5 separate regions of the Homo sapiens genome follow, and all the other regions are linked to region 1. A link is a contact called in ENCODE Hi-C or POLR2A ChIA-PET data. All regions are on one chromosome and are shown on one strand. Each heading gives the region's core, a stretch centred on a gene start or an enhancer-like site at or near the end of the contact. The rest is flanking DNA. Distances are from core to core; before and after follow the strand shown.

Region 1 (3,910 bases), core at 633-3,132:
CAGCCTGTCCTCTTGGCCCTCCATGGTGCAGCCTCCCCTTGGCCAGCTCGCCCCAGGCTGCCCCCCCAGGCGGGACTTTGGGCTCCTTACCTGCCATGCGCGGCTGTCAGGAGCTTGAGGCAGGTCAGGTCCCCACTGACGGCAGCGTGGTGCAGCGGCCGGGCTCCCTCCCGGGTCTCTAGCGTGGCCGAGTGGCCCTCGTGGAGCAGCCACTCCACCAGCACTGGGTGTCCAAAACGGGCGGCCAGGTGCAGCGGGGAGACGCCCGAGGCATCTTGGTCCTACCAAGCCCCGGGTAGGTCAGTGAGTGGGGGGTAGGCCGTGAGGTCAGAGCCAGCTGCCGGAGGTGGGCCCTGGGCGAGGGCTCACACTGCCTGCAACCCAGTGAAGGGGCTTCCAGCTCCTTCCTCCTTCCCTCCGTTTCTGCCTGCAACATGGAGGGAGGTGCTCCCTGCTGGGACTGAGGTGAGAGGAGGGCCAGGACTCAGGTCCAGGTCTTGGGAGGCCACCTCTGGCAACCCTGCCCTCTCCTGGGCCCGTCCCCAGTGTGGAGAAGGCCCTTTCCCACGCAGTCGGGTGCCCGCAGACACCTGCCCACTCTGCTCATGGTCAGAAAGGCTTCCCAGGACACCTACCTCTGGCTGGTCCCCTGCCCCAGTGCCCTCCCGCTGGCCACAGGGTCCCGGGGCCAGGGAGCGTTCCTACCACAGGTGTCAGGGGTCCAGCAGACCTGGGCCTTCTCCAAGGGCCCTGTCAGAATGGATCCCCAGGCAGGCACAGCTCCCGCCTGCTGCCCTTGGGTTTGGCGGAAGGGCCGACAGGAACAGGATGCTGGGCCGGGACTCTCAGGTGCTCTGGCGAGCCAGGTGCTGGGGAACCTTCCCGCTCCGCAGTCTAAGCAGGCCCCACCGGCCCCCACCTCAACTCTGACCTCTGGGCGGCGGCGTTCTAAGGCCGGTCAGTCCTGCTCACCCTCAGCCCTGAAAGCTCCACAGGGCTGAGCGACAGCTCTAAGGGCCTCGCCTGCACAAAGGGGACTGGGCAGGCAGGATAGGGGAGGGGGGCCCAGTAGAAACGATCCGGACAAGACGATCACCATCAGCAGCCCTAACTCCCGTCCCCCAGGGCTAGGCTCCCAGCTCTCAAGCCCAAGTTCCCACAGTGCTTCTGTAAGGATCCCTTTCTAGACCCTTTGGGAGGCAGGCCCTGTGGACCAGGCCTGATCAGAGACAGGGGTCCTGATATCTGGCAAGACCCCCACTGGCAACGCCCAGCTTCCTGGCAGGGAAGGTGATAAGAAAATTTAGGAGGTGTTCTTGGCTCTCAAGCCTTTGTGCTCTGAGAGGCGTGGGGCAGAGACGGTAACCACTGACTGAGTCCCCAAGAGAAACAAAGGGCCCAGGGCCATGGAGCCCGGGGTGGCCAGTACTCTGATCCTCCGTGGCTCACACCTCCCTGGTTCCACCCCAGCCAGCTTCGTGGAGCCAGGCTGCCCCATCCCCGCTCACCTGCAGACCGCAGCCCCCCTCGCGGACCAGCCAGCACAGCTCGGCCAGGCTGCCCGTGGCAGCGGCGTCATGCGCTGGGGTGGCCCCGTTGTGGGCCCGCTGGTTGCCGGGCAGCTGGGCCCGCTGCACCAAGAACTTGACGCAGTCCAGGTGGCCAGCCCGGGTGGCGTGGTGAACCAGGCCGGCCCCCAGAGCATCGGTGATGCCCGGGCCCAGGGCGCCAGCCTCCAGCAGCCGCTCCAACGTCGCCACATCCCCATCCTTGGCGGCCACGAGTGCCCGCTGCTTCTCCATCCTCTGGCCCGGGCTCTCAGTGGCGACTCATGCACAGGCTGGGGCTTCCTGTTTCAGACGTGGATGAAGCTGCCGGCTCTGGTTACCCGATAAGCTGCCACAGGGCAGATGGGAGGCGGTGGGGTGGGGTCGGGTGGGGGGACAGGCCTTGAGGACCTGCCCAAGCCACTCCCACAGTGTGAGGGTGCCAGGTGCCTGGAGCTGGGAGGATGGAGTACAGGGCACAGGGAAAGGCCCACACCAGGCTAGGTCAGGGCTGGGTATGGCCAGCAGAGAAAGGAGGCTGGCCCTGAGGCTGCTCAGATCTGTCCAGATGGCAGGAACTTCATCTGTGGAGCGAGGGCTGAGGATACACGCCACTGAGCTTCTCACAGGAGCCCCGAGTGGCCTGGGAGACAGTTCCCCCAACTCTCACAGAAGGGCAGACCCCCAGCCGCCACCACAGTGTGTCTGAAGTAAAGGGTGCCCAGTAGGTCTACATGTTTGGCTGTGTTGACACCCACAGAGCTGAGCGCCCCGCCTCTGGGTCCCGGCCCTCGGCCCTGGAGGCTCCTAGGAATCTCTGGGGACACAGTGGCTCCACGGGGCCTGCAATGGGCTCAGGACCCTGACTTGGGTGTGTCCAGGCCTCTGAGGCGAGAAGGTGTCAGCCCCTGCCTCGGCCCCCTCTCCAACTACACGGACCAAGTCTCTGGGCTGCAGCCCCAAGGGCCCAAGTACATTTAACCCCTTTCCAGATTGTTCTGGACAATCCATAGTTCTTCTTTAGGGAAGTCAGGACCACCACAGCCTCTTCCTGGCAGCAATGGGAAGCTGCAGATGGGGGACCCATTACATTTGTAGGGGCTTCCGGAGACACAGCCTCAAGCTGGATTTCTGGGCTAACGCATCATCACACAATGGTGACCTGGGGGCTGCTGCACCCCTGGCTTCCCCCCGACAGGCTCTGTCAGATGACTTTGTGCCCAAGCGCAGTGCCCACTAGAGAAACCACAGGATCCCCAAGTCGGGCACTGAAATCTTTTATTCGTTAATTTAGTTTCTGGCAAGTGTTTCCTCAAAATCATCAAGTAGTTCCTTGAACCGTAAAACCACACATTAAAAATGTTATTCCACTGAAAATGACTCCTATGCAAATATCGACATGTGATGTGTGTCCAAATGCCAGAGCATTTTGAGAAAAGAATCCTCTGCAAATAAAATTAAGGTAAAAGCTGAGTCAGGGATGATCCGATTCCCACCCCAGGAATGACCTGGAGCTGCACCAACTCAGCGAGGTTGGAGCTGAAACCCTGAGTTAATAATGATCAAAAGGGACAAGACAGGAAGGCCTGGGGACCGTGGACAGGGAAGTGCGCAGCCCTGATTGCCAGTGGGCGGAACAGGGTCAGGCTCGGGGAAGCAGGAGGGGTGGTGGGCGGTGGGCGCTGAGCAGAGCAGGCCTGGCCGAGGCTGGGGGCCACTGTGCACTGAGGCCAGAGGAGCAGGGTGGTGGGGGCAGCTTTGGAAAGGGACTAAAAAGGGCCTGAGAAGAGACCACTCTGGAAAGGTGCATGTAGAGGCCATGATCAAAACAAAAAAATCAAGTTTCCTACGTTCATGATAGCATTTGGCTGACAATGAGTTATAAATACTTGGATTCTATCTTCCAGATAAAAACACCTTCCAGGAAAGGGCACTCACAACAGGCGTGCCCAGTTCCCAGTGGGGAGGGTGGATAAAGCTAAGTGTTTCCGCTTCACCACTGGAGGACGGTTCTATGTGGGCGGTCCCATGTGGGCGGTCCCATGTGGGCGGTCCCATGTGGGCGGTCCTATGTGGGCGGTCCTATGTGGGCGGTCCCATGTGGGCAGTCCTATGCGGCGTTGGTGTCCTGGGCCCTGTGAGCTCTGCAGGGGTCCAGGGAAGGAAACTGGGGGTGCACACTCGCTGGCACTCCAGGACAAAATGCAGAGGGGGCATGAGACAGTCATCCTGGCACAGCCCTCAGGAGGGAACTGGAGGGACAACCCTGTGCCCTGCCACGGGCTTCCCAGAAGCGGGGTGGGGAAGGCGGCCCCAGTGCTAGGCCTGGTCCTCCAGCTGCGCCACGGCCTGCTTCAGGTCCT
Region 2 (3,910 bases), core at 647-3,146, 200 kb after region 1:
AAAATTAATAGTTATAAATTATTTTATTAAACAAAAATAAATGAAAATAAACAAAATAAGTATCCAAAGCAAGATATTTTTTAAAAAGAACAAAATAAATCTCTCCAAATGGCACATAATTTGTCCATCAATAATTATTAGAAGCAATATAGGCCAGGTGCGGTGGCTCACGCCTGTAATACCACCACTTTGGGAGGCCGAGGTGGGCAGATCACTTGAGCTCAGGAGTTCAAGACCAGCCGGGGCAGCATGGCGAAACCCCATCTCTGCTGAAAATATCAAAATTAGCCAGGCATGGTGGCACACACCTGTAGTCCCAGTTAACTTGAGTGGCTGAGGCACGAGAATGCCGTGAACCCAGGAGGCAGAGGTTGCAGTGAGTCGAGATCGTGCCACTGCACTCCAGCCTGGGCGACAGAGCCAGACACTGTCCTAAACAAACAAACAAATAAACAAAAAACAAAAAACAGAAAAGAAAAAGAAGAAGTATAAGAGATTAATACGTAAAAAAGGTTTGTTAAAAATTGGAAAATCCTCAGTGAATTGGGATACTTTTTGGTTAAATTATAAACTATCAAATATCGACTTAAAAAGGAGGAATTCCAAGAAGAAAAATGGCAAATGTTATTAAAGAATTGCTGTTTCAAAAGGCACTAGATCCCAGGCAGTTCTTTCAAATTCTTTTTTTTTCTTTTTAATTGAGACAGGTTCTCACTATGTTGCTCAGGCTGGTCTCAAACTCCTGGGCTCAAGCGATCCTCCCACCTCGGCCTTCCAAAGTGCTGGGATTACAGGTGTGGGAGGCGTGAGCCACTGCAAATTCTTAAAGTGAAAGAAAAAGATGTGCAGCTTCCCAGTTCATTTAAAAAAGTTAACAAACCCTGATCCCAAGCCTCTTGAGATGGCATGACATGCGTCTCAACGCATGCGCACACGGACGGAACAGATGCCCTTCGCTTCCACCTATAAATAGACACTCAAGTCCCCTACCCAATGCTAACAAACTTCATCTAGCCACATAGCATATTTTATTTAAAGGAGGGCTAATTTCAGGAATGCTTTAAACCTGTTACTACAAAATCACACTTTAATACACCATGGGAAAAAAATGTACCGTCATTTTAATACGCATTGAGAAGGCATTTGAGAAAACTCAATATTCTTTTCTGATTTTAAAAAAGCCACAACCTTGAAAACACAGAAAGAAGCTATTTTCTTCATGTGATAAAAATCTCTCTCTCGGCCAGGTGCAGTGGCTCACGCCTGTAATCTCAGCACTTTGGGAGGCCGAGGCGGGCGGGTCACCTGAGGTCAGGAGTTCGCGACCAGCCTGGGCAACACGGTGAAACCCCATCTCTACTAAAATACAAAAAATTAGCTGGGTGTGGCAGCGTGTGCCTGTAGTCCCAGCTACTCAGGAGGCTGAGGCAGGAGAATTGCTTGAACCCGGGAGGCGGAGGTTGCAGCGAGCGGAGATCATGCCACTGCACTCCAGCATGGGTGACAGAGTGTGACCCAGTCTCAAAGAAAAAAAAAAAATCACTGTCTCAAACCAATAGCATGCACCCCATTTAGGACTGGAACACAGTGGCATTTTCGTGGCAGCCAGCAACAGGCTTATTTCGCATTTAGGCAGCCAGGGCTGGCTTCTCCCTTGTGGTTTCTGCCTTTGGTGTCAGGGCTCACACCCAGGATTCTGTGAATAGCGGGACCTTTCCAAAGCAGGGAGGGGCTGGCCACTTACTGCGCCACTTCCTCTGTTGACAGAGAGCCACGCTGTGGCCTGGCCTGGCGTGCGTCAGGTGTGGAGCAAGCACAGGGCCAGCTTGTCTTTAAGAGGCCTCAGCCCGGGCCCTGGGGATGTGAAAGCCCACGCAGTGTAGCTTCCCACCTACGTCTGCGTGTGTGAGCTCGGGAGCCTGGCTTCCTGTCTCACTTCTGCCCAGCACTGCTGGAGGCAGCAGAGAACTGGGCACCTTTTGTTTTTCTTGACACTGGGGAAATGTATAAGGAAGTCTTGTTAACTGTTTGATGAAAAGCACTTCAGCACACTGTGCTGGCCTGGGAAATGTGTGCTGGGCCAGCAGGCTCTGAGCCAGCTGTGCACACCTGGAACTCCTACGGGTGAGTGGCTGCTCCCATCCCCCTGGGACTGGCAGCACGCGTGAGGGAAAGACGGATATTGTACTATCAAACCCTTCCTAAATCAGGCTGGTCAGAGAGTACAATCAAACTAGGGAAAAGGCCAAGCATTAGAAGTCCTATGTACCTGTGCCAGCCCAGGGATGCCTACACATTTGACCTACTGCATTGCTGAGACAGGAATGCTTTGAAATAAGTGTCATCACTGCATGCAAATGAATATGTTAAACAGGAATTTTCCCCAGGCTCTGACTATGGTTTATCTATTTAAGTTGTATTAACAGGGACTTCTGACATCTTAGCAAAGCCATTTTCCCAACAGCATAAGGGGAAATGCCAACTCCATCCCTTTCCAAAGAATTACAGCATCTGGCCAGGCACAGTGGTTCCCGCCTGCAATCCCAGCACTGTGGGAGGCTGAGGAGGGTGGATCACCTGAGGTCAGGAGTTTGAGACCAGCCTGGCCAACATGGTGAAACCCAGTCTCTACTAAAAATACAAAAATTAGCTGGGCGTGGTGGTGCACGCCTGTGGTCCCATCTACTCAGGAGGCTGAGGCAGGAGAATGGCTTGAACTCGGGAGGTGGAGGTTGCAGTGAGCTGAGGTTGCACCACTGCACTCCAGCCTGGGAGAAAGAGCGAGACCCCATCTCAAAAAACAAACAAACAAACAAAAAACAAAACCCCCCCCCAAAAAACCAAAACAAACAAAAAAAGAAGAATGACAGCATCCACGAGAGCATGTGTTTCTGAGGTTTCCACTAAGACACGTGGATCTGTAAACAAGAAGCCTCACCATAGGCTTCTTGCAAATACTTCGCCAAATCATGGAAGCCAATTCCATTCCACACCTTTGTTACCAGCTAAATATTGCACTTTACCACTGACTAGGTGCTTGCTGAACAAGGAGGACAAAGGCCTCTCTCTTGCAGGAAAAGGAACAACATGAATAACGCACCAAAGAAAGAATCTTGGGAGGGTTCAAGGAAACAGGAGGAAGACAGATGAAACGGGGCTCAGTGTTCTCGCTGCTGTGGAGGAGGCCACAATTCCTCCTGCAACACTCGCAGTGACTGTAGAGCATGCTGATGAAGCCGGAGAAAATGGCCAGCCCTCTCTGCACGTTGAGCAGGGAAGGCAGACACGGGACCACCTGTGGCCTTATTCTCACCTCCCCTCGCTCATGGCCTGTCTGGGCCTCAGGCTCTGTCCTGTCCCATGTCATCTGCTCTTTCAGTCTCCCTCTTTCCTGGCCTGAAGTGAAGCTGGTTCTCCCATTCCTGGGATGGAGGCTGAGGCCCAGGCGGGGCCCGTGGTTGCATGCGGGGCTCTGGGGTCCACCTGGACGGATGCACACCTCATGATAGCTGAGTGCCACACGGGAGCATCCGGTGAGCTGCAGGCATGTAAAAGAGGGACCCACTGAGGCTGGGGCAGGTGACCCCACCATCCCCACGGACAGCACATCACACCCCCAGGACATTTAAAGGCCTGGCCCCTCTGCTGTCCAAAAGTCTAAGAGGCTGGGTGCAGTGGCTCACGCCTGCAACCCCAGCACTTTGAGAGGCCAAAACAGGAGGATCGCTTGAGCCCAGGAGTTCCAGACCAGTCTGGGCAACACAGAGAGACTCCCCCATCTCTACACAAAGTTTAAAAGTTAGCCAGGAGTGGTGGTGTGTGCCTATAGTCCTGGCTACTTGGGAGGCTGAGTCAAGAGGGTTGCTTGAGTCCAGGAAGTCAAGTCTGCAGTGAGCTAAGATCATGCAAC
Region 3 (3,910 bases), core at 943-3,442, 190 kb before region 1:
GCCTCCTCCCCCCTTCTACATCACCAACTCCTTACAAGCAGGGATGCAGTGAGATGTATTTTTGCATGCCCCTCAACACTCAGGTGTCAACAAGTATTTGTGGAGTGTACACAAATTTCCAATAATAGGAAAGAAGAAACTGGCTGTGAATCACTGAAAATAGATGAGATTCTGAAGAGTCCTAGAGCCCAAAGCACTTGATAATTTCTAAAAGAATTGATTTCAATATATTTCTACCAGATTTATTGGTGGAAATAAAAAAGGCTACATTTAGGGAGGAAATGTGACATCAGGTAGCAGGCTGAATATGGAGCAAGACCCAGCAAAAGCATGAAGAAGAATCTCGGTAAGGTGTGGATGAGCTGTCTGTTTACTCTTGTTTCCAGAACAATGGAGCTCCCCATTGACGTCAATGGGAGGGAAGAAACAAAAGAGCCTTTGGGTGTGTGCAGGGCGCAGCAGCCGGGCCTGGGTTTGCTTGGCATTTGTGTGTGTATGTGTTAGGGAGAGGGGGCGGGGAGTGTGTCGAGGTGTCAATGTCAGAGGAACAGGAGGAGGGGCCACCTGACTGAGTGTGTGAACAGCATGCAGGCCTCCCGGGGCTTCTGTGGGAAGGGCTGCCCCGATGAACTTGGTATTTGCCCTGGTTTGCATCTGAGAAGTTGCACACACACCTTGTCAAGTAGAAGAGAAGGAGTTATCACACTCAGGAATTCCTGATGTGGGTTCATAACTTTTCCTTCTGTCCCATCCCTGGTCCCCAGGTGAGTCCAGGTAAAGAAGAACAAGAAGAGTAAAGAGAGATGCTGCGGGCTCCAGCTTCTTGGACAGTCTCGCCTTCCCCATGAGAGCCTACACATTCAGAGCCTGCTGCGTGGGAGCCTGAAAGCTCCTTCCTGTCCTGTAAGTCTCAGGCTTCTACCCAGACCCGGGGAAATTGTACTCTTTCTCCTGACACTTTAAATGGAAGTTTAGAGGCTCCACATGCCCCACACAATGCTTACCGAAACAAGGTGATGCAGGGTCCCGCGCTGTCTCCCAGGACAACCTCCTACCCCTGGCTCCTGCGTCTCTACGGCTTGCACCGTTGTAAGGCGTCCCTTTCTCAGGGCCCATCTTACCCGCCTTGGAAGTGCTGCCTTTCTCACGGAGCCTGTGGGGATAGCTCTGGTTAATTTATAGCCCACATCGCCCAATTTAGCATTTGATTAAGTTTCCTTTTTATGAGATAGTCCTTTCTCCCTAGTGATGCGCTTGGGGGCAGGGACAACATCATTTCTTTCTTTTGTACCTCCCCAGAGTAACAATGACTCTATTTCCTGAACCAAAAATTGCAACACGTGGTCTCAAAAATAAGAAAGGTCACTTGGTAGCTGCCGGGACAAGTGTCGACCACAGGCACCTCAGAGGCCCGGGTGGGCGTGCCCCCGGAGCTGCTGCAGGGCGGTGCTGCCACCTTCTCCTGGGCTGCTCCGGGGCCCCGCGATGAATGAGTGAGTGAATGAGTAAATGAATGAATGTGAATGCGTGAATGAAGCATGCCGCGCGGACTTTCCCGCGGCCCTGGCCGCTGGGGGCGCGCCTCTGGCCGGTGGCCGGAGGTGGAGGTCTCCCTCGTCCGGCTTCGGCGCGCCGGGTCTGCCAGGCCGGCCGGAGGTGCGCAGGAGCCCCGCGCCCAGCTCCCCCGCCCGCAATGGTACGCGCCACTCCGCGCTCCCCGAGCTGGCGGGCTTGAGGGCGTAGTGAATGGAAGGCGCCGACGCCGGAAGTGGATGAGACCACTAGGGAGGACGACGGGTAGCACGAACGCGCCGCGTCTCCATTGAGGAACCGACGAGGTGAACATGGAGTTCCATGTGCGTCTTATGTAAAAAGAGCGACGGGCGCGGCCACCAATGGGCGCGCGGCGTTCGTAGGCCCCGCCCCTCATGTATGCAGATGAGACGGAGTCGCGGCCAATGGCGGAGGCCGGGGGCGGGCGCGGCGCGCGCGGTCACGTTTTCCACTATGTGACAGCGGCGACTCGGCCGCGGCGGAGGCGGCGGCGCTGAGGGGATACGTGCAGCTGTGGGCGGCGGCGGCGGGCGCGGGGCCGGGCGGACAGAGCCGCGAGTCGGCGGAGGGACCGGCGGACGGGCTGACGCGGGCGCGGCCGGCGGTAAGTGGCGCGGCGCGGCCCCGCTGCGGCTTACGTAACCGCCGCCGGCGCGCGGGCCTCGGGCAGGTCGGGGTCCCAGCGCCGGCTCGGGCAGCGGAGGCGCCGCCGGAAGTTCCTTGGGCTGCTGGACTCCTCGGCTTGAAACGGCGCCGGCGTGGGGGCGTGTGCCCTTGGCCCTGTCCCAGGTGGAGAGTGGTCGAGCCGCGCGCAGGGTGCGCTCGTTTGAACTGCGGTGACACCGAGGGTTGGGGACTCGAACCCCCGCTTCGCAGCTCAGGAGCCTGAGGTCCGAAAGGTGAGGCAGCGTGTGTAGGGCACCGAGCTACCGAGTGACTGCGCGCGGGCTGCGGTTCCGTGGGCGATTCTCTTTTGGGAACCCTCCCTCCCCTCGCATGGGGAAGGCCAAGGAAACCAAGGGTCAGCGCAGCCGGCCCTGGGATCTGGAGGACCCTCGGGGAGCTGACTGCCTCTTCTGAGGCCACAGGGCTAAGTCCTGGGCTGGGGAAGGGCCATGGAGGGGCGCTGATCTAGGAGCTTTTCCTGGACACCCACGGGTCTCCTGGAATGGGTGATCAGAGGGACAAGGAAGTCCCGGTGCCAAGCCAGGCCTGGGAACCTGAGGGCGGGGAGACCCTCTAATGTTCGCCCCTTTGCCTCCCCTGGACCACCCTGTATTAATTCCCTTTCCCCGGACTGGATAGAAGGGAATGGGGGTGTCCACTCTTTGGTGCAGCAGTCGCGCCTACCTTCTGGGATGTACTTTGGCTGCCAAGTCCCAGACATAGACCAGGGGGTGGGAGGTGGCCTGCTTCCCCCTTCAGGAAGGCCAGGGTAAGGGATGACGAGTTGGTTGCCAGGGTTTCTGTAACCTACACAGAAGGAACCCGTTTGGAAAGCTGATTCATACAGAACAACAGAGCCAGAAGGCACCCTGAAAATCACCCAGAGTAACCCCTCAGCCTGACAGATGAGCAAACTGAGGCCCAGGCCCAGGCTGTCTGCAGGATCTTCCCATCGTCCTGGGGCAGGATGAGCTTCAGAGGTTCAGTGATGGCCTCCACTTGCGTGCTGAATCCTGGGTGGGCTGGAATTTGGGAGGAAGGGCCTTAAGTCCGGGAAATGTGTTAAGAACCCCACACGGTGGCTAAAGCCCCACATGGACGCCTCTCACCTGTATATGGCACAGCAGGACTGCTAGACTTCTTGGCCCACCCTCTACCCCCACCTGGGGCTTCTGGTCCCAGGCTGGGTGTGCCTGAGAAGAAAACAGGACTCTACCTGAAGGCTTTATTTGGAAATTGAGTTTTAAAATACAAGGTGAATTGATTTTTGTGTGCTATATGACTATAATGAAGAAAGGGACTCCGTTTTTTTTGAGTGGAAGCTGTGTGGTGTGCCAGCGCGGGGATGGCACCGTGGGTGTTTGCAGTTATCTGTCACTGTCGCCTTGGTATGATTCATTGGTACAGAACTAACGCAGCCCTGGCTTTCTGTGGAGACTGGAGTGCCAGGTGGGAAGGGGGAGCCCTGTGTCAGCCAGCTGGCTGCTGCTGGCTCCCAGTCTGGGCCTCAGTTTCCTTGTTTGTTTGGAGGGGCTCAGATTGGGCAGTCTCAGAGGTCTACTTTAATTCCCAGGTTTTTGGTTTTCTGTTACCCTACAGATGATTTTTCCCAGGTTTCTCGCAGGAGACAGAGGCTTCTGATATGCTCTTGCCTTTGGGCCAAGTAATGTTCTCCTGTGAGCCACGTCTG
Region 4 (3,910 bases), core at 901-3,400, 160 kb before region 1:
AAGGCTGGCCAACGATCCCACAACCAGCATAAGGTTCTCAGTGTGGCAGTCTCTGTTGTTCAGAGTCCATGTTTTAATTTTTTTCTTTAGCTGCTCATTACTCTGAATCTACAGGGTGTTTTCTGGTAGTTTTAATATAACATCAAATATGCATTTCTTAGGATCACAAATGTGTGCAATATTCTGTTCTTTCAGCCCCTAGAATTCCTCCTGAAAAGAGAATTTTTACAACCACCCATACACCAAATTGTTTGTTCCAGGATGTGGATGAAAGGTACGTGGTCTTGACCCACCCCCTTTTTCATGTTTTTGATATAAAAGCTATTTAGCCAAAGCCAAGACTGCATCTTGGTTTTATAATTACATGATAATGGACAAAAACATGTAATTATATACAGGCAATGAAATAATTATGGAATTACACTGAAAACTTCCTAAGATATGCACATGGTGTAATTGAGGCTTTCTGGAGAGCTGTTGATCTAATTGAGCCTGTCTTAATTCTCCCATATAAACCCATTCGGAGTGGATAATGGTCCAGACAGAGGCGCTGTTGCCTGGGACCAGTGTCAGGGTGGAAGCCGGAGATGCCATTGGCTGGATCCCAGCAGAAGTCTATCTTCCAGCCTGTGTGCTAGAGGCTTCTCCAGGGGACAGGATTTTCTCCATGCCTCAGAGCCCCACTTGGGTCCCTCTCTCTGGGTCTCCCCCTCAGGGTGCTGTAGCAGGTGCGAACAGTCCCAGTGAGATTTGGGAGCACCCATGTTCTGAGTGGCTTCTGCCCCCACCATGCATCTTCTCCCAGCTCCTCCACAAATGCATGAAGACTCCAAAAACACTTGGGCCGGCTAGGTGCAGTGGCTCACACTTATAATCCTAGCACTCTGAGAAGCTGAGATAGGAGCATCACTTGAGGCCAGGAGTCTGAAACCAGCCTGTTTGAAACCAGGAGTTCAAAACGTAGCAAGACCCTGTCTCTGCAAAATAAAATAAAAATTAGCTGGGTGTGGTGGTGTGCACCTGTAGTCCCAGCTACTCAGAGGCTGAGGCAGGGGGATCACTGAGCCTAGGAGTTCAAGGCTACGGTGAGCTATGATTGCACCACTGCACTCCAGCCTAGGTCACAGCAAAAGACCCTGTCTCAAAAAAATAGAAAGAAAAAAAATGTGTGGGCCACTGGCAGTAGTCACCGAAAAGTGACCTCAGAAGATACCACAGGAAGTGGACCAAGAAGCACCAGTGTGCTGGGTTCCTAAAATGAACCAGGTCACCTAGAAGCTGGAGGATCAAGACCTCTCCCTCCTCTACTCTTGGCCCAGGGACACAGGCCCCCATCCTTGGAGTCAGGGCCACACAGCTTCCTGGGGAGGCTCTATGGGTAAAAAGGGATCCGTCACTTCCAGCTCCAGGTGGCTCAGGTGTGTCCGCGGGGCTGCCTGGGGCAGAGCCAGTTTGCAGATGCAGGCTTCTGGACACCACCCTGCCCTGTGGAACCAGGATCTTGGAGGGCAGGGCCTGGGGCCGTATATGTAAAGCAGCCTCTGGAGACTTTTCTTCCTTCAGAGATCTGAGAACTGTCTCTAACCCACTCCCATGCCAACTTGGTGTCCAGCTCAGCCCTGTGCAGGGAGGTTGGCAGACAGGTTCACCTGGCATGATGGGCCACAGCCTGCAAGCTCTCCTTGATGAAGCCTTGTGTGTGGCCTGGCTCACAAAGCCCAAGGACAGCCAGGGCTCCCCCTCCTCCTCCCCTCCTTCTTTTCACCCTCCACCCCCTTTCTGCTCCCTCCTCTTCCTCCTCCCCCTCTTTTTCCTTCCTGTTCCCCCACTCCTCTCCTCTTCCTTCCTCTTCTTCCTCCTTCAGCAAGGCCTTGATGGGACGGATGCCAGGAACATTCTGTATATCCTGTCCAAAGGAAAACATGAGGCCTGAAGAGAGAGCCTCAGACAAGAAGGAGGAAATCAAAGAATAACGCCAGGCCCTTGAGAAAGTTCTGCACCATGGTCTAAAGATTCACAGGGAAAATCCTTCTACACAAGCAGCAGAGTTTGAGGAAACATTGGTTTGGATGCAACAAGTGTTAAGAGGCAGATCGGGAGAAGAAATGGTCGGTGGAGCCGGCAGAGGGCGCTGGACACAAACAGAAGCAGAAGGTGCTGCTGAAGTTCAGCTCCGTCCTGCAATGGAGCAAAGCCACAGCTCTGGGAGGAGGCATGAGCTCAAAGGGCAGAGGCCCAGCCAGCCACCGAGACTCCAAAGAAGCCACAGTAAACCAACTGGATGCTGAGGCCAAAGTCACACGAGACCAGGCTGGAAAAGAAGCACATACAAAGGGTTTTCCGAGGCCCAGGCAAAACTTGTTAAGCAAAAATCCATGCCAGGTCACATGTGGCCAAACTAATGAATGACACTGAAAAAGAAAAAGATGCTGGAAGGAAGAAAACAAAAGCATGATCATGACTTATCTCTTGGGAGGTGAAACGCAGAGCTGAAGCACTCAGGCCCCAGCAGAGGGAGCCTCCTTCAGCGTCCTGGACAGTGAACCTTCGTTTGCTATTGATTAAAAGTCTAGCTGGTTCTGTTAGTCCAACTTTTGATCTCCGGGGGTGGGGGAGGGGGTGGGGTTTGGAGTGTATCTTCTCTTTCCAGGGAATAAGATGGTTCTTAGTGACAATCTCCTCATCTGTTTGGATGCCAATCCTAGCGTGTGTCTGCTTGCCTTCCAGGGCGGTCCCTCTCCTGGGCTACCTACCTCAGGACCTGATTGAAACCCCAGTGCTCGTGCAGCTCCACCCTAGTGACAGGCCCTTGATGCTGGCCATCCACAAAAAGAGTAGGTCCCCTTTTCATGGTACATCCTGAAGTGTTTGGCGGAAGTTCCTGTGTCCTTGGGGCTGCTTCTTGGGACCAGTCTAGCTCTGACAGGTCAGATCAGCTAAGGACAAGCAGGTGGTAGACGCCCGCCTCGCCGCCTCCCTCCTGGCACTGCAGTGCCCAGTGGAGTCGAGAGAGAGGGGTAAACTCATGTGAGTTCCTTTGTGGCCAGTTGTTTCTCAGTCCGTGGCCTGAGTCCGTAGCATCTTATGTTTACTGTTGGCTTCAGTGGCGCATGGGAGGAGGGGAGACCAGTTCATCTGTGGCTAGGAAGGTTCTCACCAGGCCAGGGGAGTGCACAGTGCATGTCCTCACCAAGCCCAGCCCTCATAGATGCAAGTGACACTAGCAGAGGTGAAACATGGGATGAAACAGCTCCTGCTGGAAACAGCCTCCTGGTAATCTACAGCAAAAACAGGAGGTTGAAAGCAGTGGCTTTGAAGAAGTGTTCATACCCCTACAGTTTGCAAATGATCCTGGGCCTGAGTGACTCTTGACTTGTCTCTCTCTACTATAAATCCTGTTTGCTCCCCTTTTCCCCTGAATGCTGGCTTTTGCTCTCCTAGTCCTGCAGTCAGGCGGGCAGCCTTTCGACTATTCTCCCATTCGGTTTCGCGCCCGGAACGGAGAGTACATCACGTTGGACACCAGCTGGTCCAGCTTCATCAACCCATGGAGCAGGAAAATCTCCTTCATCATTGGGAGGCACAAAGTCAGGGTGTGAGTGCTCCAAGGGCCCGAGGTGGCTCAGGGGTCTTGGGCGGGGGTCTCGGGCTGTCCTCACCTCCCAGCAACAGATGGCATAGGGAGGGGCTGAGAGGCCAAGACCGAAACCTTGCTTCCTGCCACCAATCTGGAGCCCCAGACTGCTAGGCAGGGGTGACCTGTCCTCTGCCCCCAAGTGGGAGGGACCTCATTCAAGCAGAGTAGGGAGTGGACAGGCAGCAGCCTGGGGGGCTGCAGGGGAGAGGCAGAGGGCCCACCCAGGCAGGCAGCATGTAGTGGCTATACAGTCACGCCAGAGAGGTCCTCCTG
Region 5 (3,910 bases), core at 983-3,482, 140 kb before region 1:
TTTGCCTTTATCATGTCCTCCTTGCCCCTCAAATCCAGTTCCCCATCCAATCAAGTGTTCAGTCAGGCTTTACCCAAAGTCCTCTTTTGGGGCCCTGATCATCCTGTTGCAATATAAATTGCCTAACATAAAGCAGATGTTTTAGGATGAGAGCATCCTAAAACATCTACTTGGCCTTGTTCGTTTGGATAATGAGAGGAGTGTAAATCAGTTTGCAAACTTGGGAGTACAGGAAATATCAGTGAGTTTATTTTTCCCTATCACAGTTTCTCGAAGTAGTGGAAATGTCATTGTAGCCACTTGGGGGAGTGGAGGTTCTCCTTCCCTGGGGTGATGTCTAAGTGGTGAAGGAGAGTAAAGTCACAGGCTAATAATCCACTTCCTTGGGATCCACCACTCCAGCCCCACCCTGCCAGCCCCACTACTGGGCAGGTGGGGAGTGTGTGAAGTAAAGCGGTAGTTTCACACCCAGGTGAGTGATGCTGGGCTGGGGGAAGTCTCAGGACCCTGCTCATAGAGCAACCAAGAGCCAGAGCAGGGACAGTTGGGAGCCAGCGGGAGGGGGTCCCAGGTAATTACAGAGGTCAGTGAGGTGACTTTGGGAGCTTTCAAACCTCTCACCAAACTCACCCAGCAGGAAGCCTGCAGGGGTCCCTCTGGTGGAGAGGCGCAAGTAAAGGGGCCATGGGAGGCCTGTCAGACCTCTCTAGGGGCAGTGGGGCGGTCGGTCTGCAGCCTAGTCCTGCCGCTCCGCTCAGCTGCTGCGGTCCCGTGATGTTCCCCTCCCACGCGGCCTTCCAGCCCATCCTGCCAGGGCCACCCCTCACCTTCCCTACCTACCAGCGCTTCTGTGAGGCCAGGCTCTGCTGGGGGTGCGGGGAGGTGGACAGGGGGTCCTAGGTCAGACTGTGCCCTTGTCCAGGGACGCTTATAGCCTGGAGGGGCTCAGAACAGACCCTGACGATCCCAGCCCGGGTGAGTAGTGGGGACTGAGGAAGGCAGGTGCTGTGCGGGGCAGGCTGGTAGTCGGCCGGCTGGGGTCCGAGAAGGCGTCTCCCGTTCCGGCTCCTCCACACAGCGTCTGGACTGACGCCGGGGCAGGAGCCGGGCAGGGGTCCCCAGGACGCTGCCCGAGGGCGCGGCCCCACCGCCCACGCACCCCGCCCGCGGCCAAGAGGAACCCAGCAGATGGGCGGCCCGCCGCGATGGGGGAGTCGCGGGCGTCTGGCCGGGACAAGCGCCCGCCGCCTGCCCGCCGGACAAAGGGTGCGAGACAAAGGCGCGGCCAACACCTGTCGCTCTTGGCGCGGCCGCCGCTTTTCTCGCTTTTCTCCGCCGAAGCGGCCGCAGCTGCCAACTGTCACGGGCATCAAGTTACAGGACCAGACGGCAGCTTCGGCGGGCCTGGGAGGCGGGGCGCGGAGGACGAGGAGGGGAGGAGGGAGGCGGGCGGGGGGCAGTGGAAGGGAGGGAGGGGGCCCCGGGGGCCAAAGGGGACTAGAGGGAGATGGGGGAGCTCAGAGGGGGGCGGGGCTGGTGACCCGCAGAGCCCAGGGGGAGAGCGGCGCGGGCGGGAGCACCCGGGACCCCGCCCCACTAGGACTCCAGTGCTGGCGGAGGGCGGCGTCGGGGGTCCGGCCCGGCGTCTGGACGAGTCCGGAAGAAACTCAGGGGCCGCCCCGCCACCGCTGCCCAATGGACCCTGCCTCCCCGGGGCTTGGCAGCCACCCCAGCCGGGACCTGAAACCCCTCTAGGTCCAGAGACCGCGGACTTGACTGTGGCTCTGCACACCAGGGACGCATCTCCTGGGGCCAGTGGCCCCAGCGCTCAACTCTGGAGGCGCCATCGGCGAAGGAGGGAAATGAATGAATTAATGGGTGAATGAATGAGTGGACGGACGGACGGACGGACGGGTGGACGCCTGCTCGCACGCGCGGCAGATCAGTGGTCCTAGAGCAGCAGACGGAGAGAAACAAGCGCGGGCAGGGCCGCAGCTACCCGGGGTCGCCGCCCCGGTGCCGCCCCCGCGGGGGTCTAGGGAAGGCCGGGCTGGGGGCCCCGCCTAGCTCAGCCAGCTGCCCGACCGCCAGAGCCGCTGGGCCGGACAAAGCGCGCTGCCCCGATTGGCTGCAGCGCGCCTCGCGGTCGGCCGCCCCGGGCCCGCGCGGCCAATCGGCGCATTGAGATGCAAATAAGCGGCTATAAAAGGGGCGGGACCGCGGCGGGCCGGAAGCCGCGAGGAGCGCGGACGGCTGGGCTGCTGCTGGGCGGCCGCGGGGCAGCGGAGGGCGCCGGCACTCCGGTCCCCGCCGCTCCCCGTCCCCGCTGCTCCTAGCCCCTGCCGCGTCCCCGGCGGAGCGGGCATGGCGCCACCCGCGGCGCCTGGCCGGGACCGTGTGGGCCGTGAGGATGAGGACGGCTGGGAGACGCGAGGGGACCGCAAGGTGCGGGCCGGGGCCATGGGCGAGCAAGCGGGCGGGAGGCCGTGCGGGGCTGGGATTCAGTGCCCCGCTCCCCGCAGGCCCGGAAGCCCCTGGTGGAGAAGAAGCGGCGCGCGCGGATCAACGAGAGCCTGCAGGAGCTGCGGCTGCTGCTGGCGGGCGCCGAGGTGCGGCGGCCGGGCAGGCGCCGTGGGGCTGCGGGGCGGGCGGGCGGGTCCGGGAGCGCGCTGCCGGCTCACCGCCCTTCCCGCCCGCGCAGGTGCAGGCCAAGCTGGAGAACGCCGAAGTGCTGGAGCTGACGGTGCGGCGGGTCCAGGGTGTGCTGCGGGGCCGGGCGCGCGGTGAGTGGCGGCGGGGCGGGCGGGGGCGCCGGCCGCGGGCGCCTGTAACCCCTGCCAGACGGAGGACTTCCCTCCCGGCGCCCCTGTCCTGTCGGCGGCGAGGGCTCCCACCGGAGCAGGGTGCGCCCCCGCGTCTCCTGGGTGAGCCGCGTCCCCGCGGGCCGGGTGGGCTGGGCCACGCAGTCGCCGCTCACCGCGCGGGACGCGGCTCTCTCCCTCCCACCCTCGGGCCCAGAGCGCGAGCAGCTGCAGGCGGAAGCGAGCGAGCGCTTCGCTGCCGGCTACATCCAGTGCATGCACGAGGTGCACACGTTCGTGTCCACGTGCCAGGCCATCGACGCTACCGTCGCTGCCGAGCTCCTGAACCATCTGCTCGAGTCCATGCCGCTGCGTGAGGGCAGCAGCTTCCAGGATCTGCTGGGGGACGCCCTGGCGGGGCCACCTAGAGCCCCTGGACGGAGTGGCTGGCCTGCGGGGGGCGCTCCGGGATCCCCAATACCCAGCCCCCCGGGTCCTGGGGACGACCTGTGCTCCGACCTGGAGGAGGCCCCTGAGGCTGAACTGAGTCAGGCTCCTGCTGAGGGGCCCGACTTGGTGCCCGCAGCCCTGGGCAGCCTGACCACAGCCCAAATTGCCCGGAGTGTCTGGAGGCCTTGGTGACCAATGCCAGCCAGAGTCCTGCGGGGGTGGGCCCGGCCCTCCCTGGATCTCCTCCCTCCTCCCAGGGGTTCAGATGTGGTGGGGTAGGGCCCTGGAAGTCTCCCAGGTCTTCCCTCCCTCCTCTGATGGATGGCTTGCAGGGCAGCCCCTGGTAACCAGCCCAGTCAGGCCCCAGCCCCGTTTCTTAAGAAACTTTTAGGGACCCTGCAGCTCTGGAGTGGGTGGAGGGAGGGAGCTACGGGCAGGAGGAAGAATTTTGTAGAGCTGCCAGCGCTCTCCCAGGTTCACCCACCCAGGCTTCACCAGCCCTGTGCGGGCTCTGGGGGCAGAGGTGGCAGAAATGGTGCTGGGCACTAGTGTTCCAGGCAGCCCTGGGCTAAACAAAAGCTTGAACTTGCCACTTCAGCGGGGAGATGAGAGGCAGGTGCACTGAGCTGCACTGCCCAGAGCTGTGATGCTCTGTACAT

Evidence for each region. Hi-C counts contacts between places; a loop is a spot of excess contacts on that map. ChIA-PET counts read pairs that join two places held with the same protein, here RNA polymerase II (POLR2A). Pooled maps may share reads with other maps.
Region 2: a pooled map shows a loop between it and region 1 (2.0-fold over the local background). The contact joins the enhancer-like site here to the promoter of ESPNL in region 1. A Hi-C loop is called at or near these places in 4 of 37 single-sample maps with no recorded cell type and 2 of 50 pooled maps. POLR2A ChIA-PET finds 5 or more read pairs at or near these places in 2 of 52 experiments (GM12878 and activated B cell).
Region 3: a map of B cell shows a loop between it and region 1 (19-fold over the local background). The contact joins the promoter of PER2 here to the promoter of ESPNL in region 1. A Hi-C loop is called at or near these places in 1 of 168 maps with a recorded cell type or tissue (B cell), 4 of 37 single-sample maps with no recorded cell type and 5 of 50 pooled maps.
Region 4: a loop to region 1 is called in a pooled map, with 2.4 times the contacts of the local background. The contact joins the enhancer-like site here to the promoter of ESPNL in region 1. A Hi-C loop is called at or near these places in 2 of 37 single-sample maps with no recorded cell type and 4 of 50 pooled maps. POLR2A ChIA-PET finds 5 or more read pairs at or near these places in 3 of 52 experiments (PC-9, activated CD8-positive, alpha-beta memory T cell and common myeloid progenitor, CD34-positive).
Region 5: a loop to region 1 is called in a pooled map, with 3 times the contacts of the local background. The contact joins the promoter of HES6 here to the promoter of ESPNL in region 1. A Hi-C loop is called at or near these places in 1 of 168 maps with a recorded cell type or tissue (OCI-LY7), 7 of 37 single-sample maps with no recorded cell type and 6 of 50 pooled maps. POLR2A ChIA-PET finds 5 or more read pairs at or near these places in 3 of 52 experiments (H1, OCI-LY7 and PC-9).

What each region holds. Positions count from the first base shown.
Region 1 is chr2:238,098,312-238,102,221 of GRCh38, reverse strand. ESPNL (espin like) reads right to left here and starts at 1,882. Exons shown (of 9, transcript NM_194312.4): 1 at 1,509-1,882; 2 at 91-281. The coding sequence starts at 1,802. SCLY (selenocysteine lyase) reads right to left here. Exons shown (of 12, transcript NM_016510.7): 12 at 2,809-3,910. The coding sequence ends at 3,867. UBE2F-SCLY (UBE2F-SCLY readthrough (NMD candidate)) reads right to left here. Exons shown (of 19, transcript NR_037904.1): 19 at 2,809-3,910. RefSeq lists enhancers at 3,440-3,734, 3,369-3,910.
Region 2 is chr2:237,896,702-237,900,611 of GRCh38, reverse strand. The region is part of intron 2 of RAMP1 (receptor activity modifying protein 1); the gene reads right to left. Among named protein-coding and RNA genes, the nearest start is that of RAMP1, 39 kb to the right of the region's middle. RefSeq lists enhancers at 1,450-1,559, 1,640-1,689, 1,657-3,910. Within about 2 kb of position 1,896, at least 29 of the 41 ENCODE cell types and tissues checked have a DNase peak (open chromatin) inside an H3K27ac peak, as active enhancers do; they include GM12878, where a contact is called at or near this core.
Region 3 is chr2:238,286,892-238,290,801 of GRCh38, reverse strand. PER2 (period circadian regulator 2) reads left to right here and starts at 2,192. Exons shown (of 23, transcript NM_022817.3): 1 at 2,192-2,453. It overlaps LOC112268433 (a long non-coding RNA gene), which reads right to left and starts at 2,933. Exons shown (of 3, transcript XR_002959458.2): 1 at 2,905-2,933. RefSeq lists enhancers at 629-678, 1,753-2,647, 2,732-3,254 and silencers at 1,445-1,714, 2,055-2,204.
Region 4 is chr2:238,261,876-238,265,785 of GRCh38, reverse strand. PER2 (period circadian regulator 2) reads left to right here. Exons shown (of 23, transcript NM_022817.3): 9 at 196-274; 10 at 2,728-2,834; 11 at 3,442-3,595. Among named protein-coding and RNA genes, the nearest start is that of HES6, 24 kb to the right of the region's middle. RefSeq lists an enhancer at 1,503-2,003. Within about 2 kb of position 2,150, at least 23 of the 41 ENCODE cell types and tissues checked have a DNase peak (open chromatin) inside an H3K27ac peak, as active enhancers do.
Region 5 is chr2:238,238,360-238,242,269 of GRCh38, reverse strand. It overlaps HES6 (hes family bHLH transcription factor 6), which reads left to right and starts at 2,232. Exons shown (of 4, transcript NM_018645.6): 1 at 2,232-2,445; 2 at 2,523-2,609; 3 at 2,702-2,783; 4 at 3,019-3,910. The coding sequence starts at 2,365. The coding sequence ends at 3,443. RefSeq lists enhancers at 321-826, 827-1,332, 3,233-3,801 and a silencer at 1,990-2,509.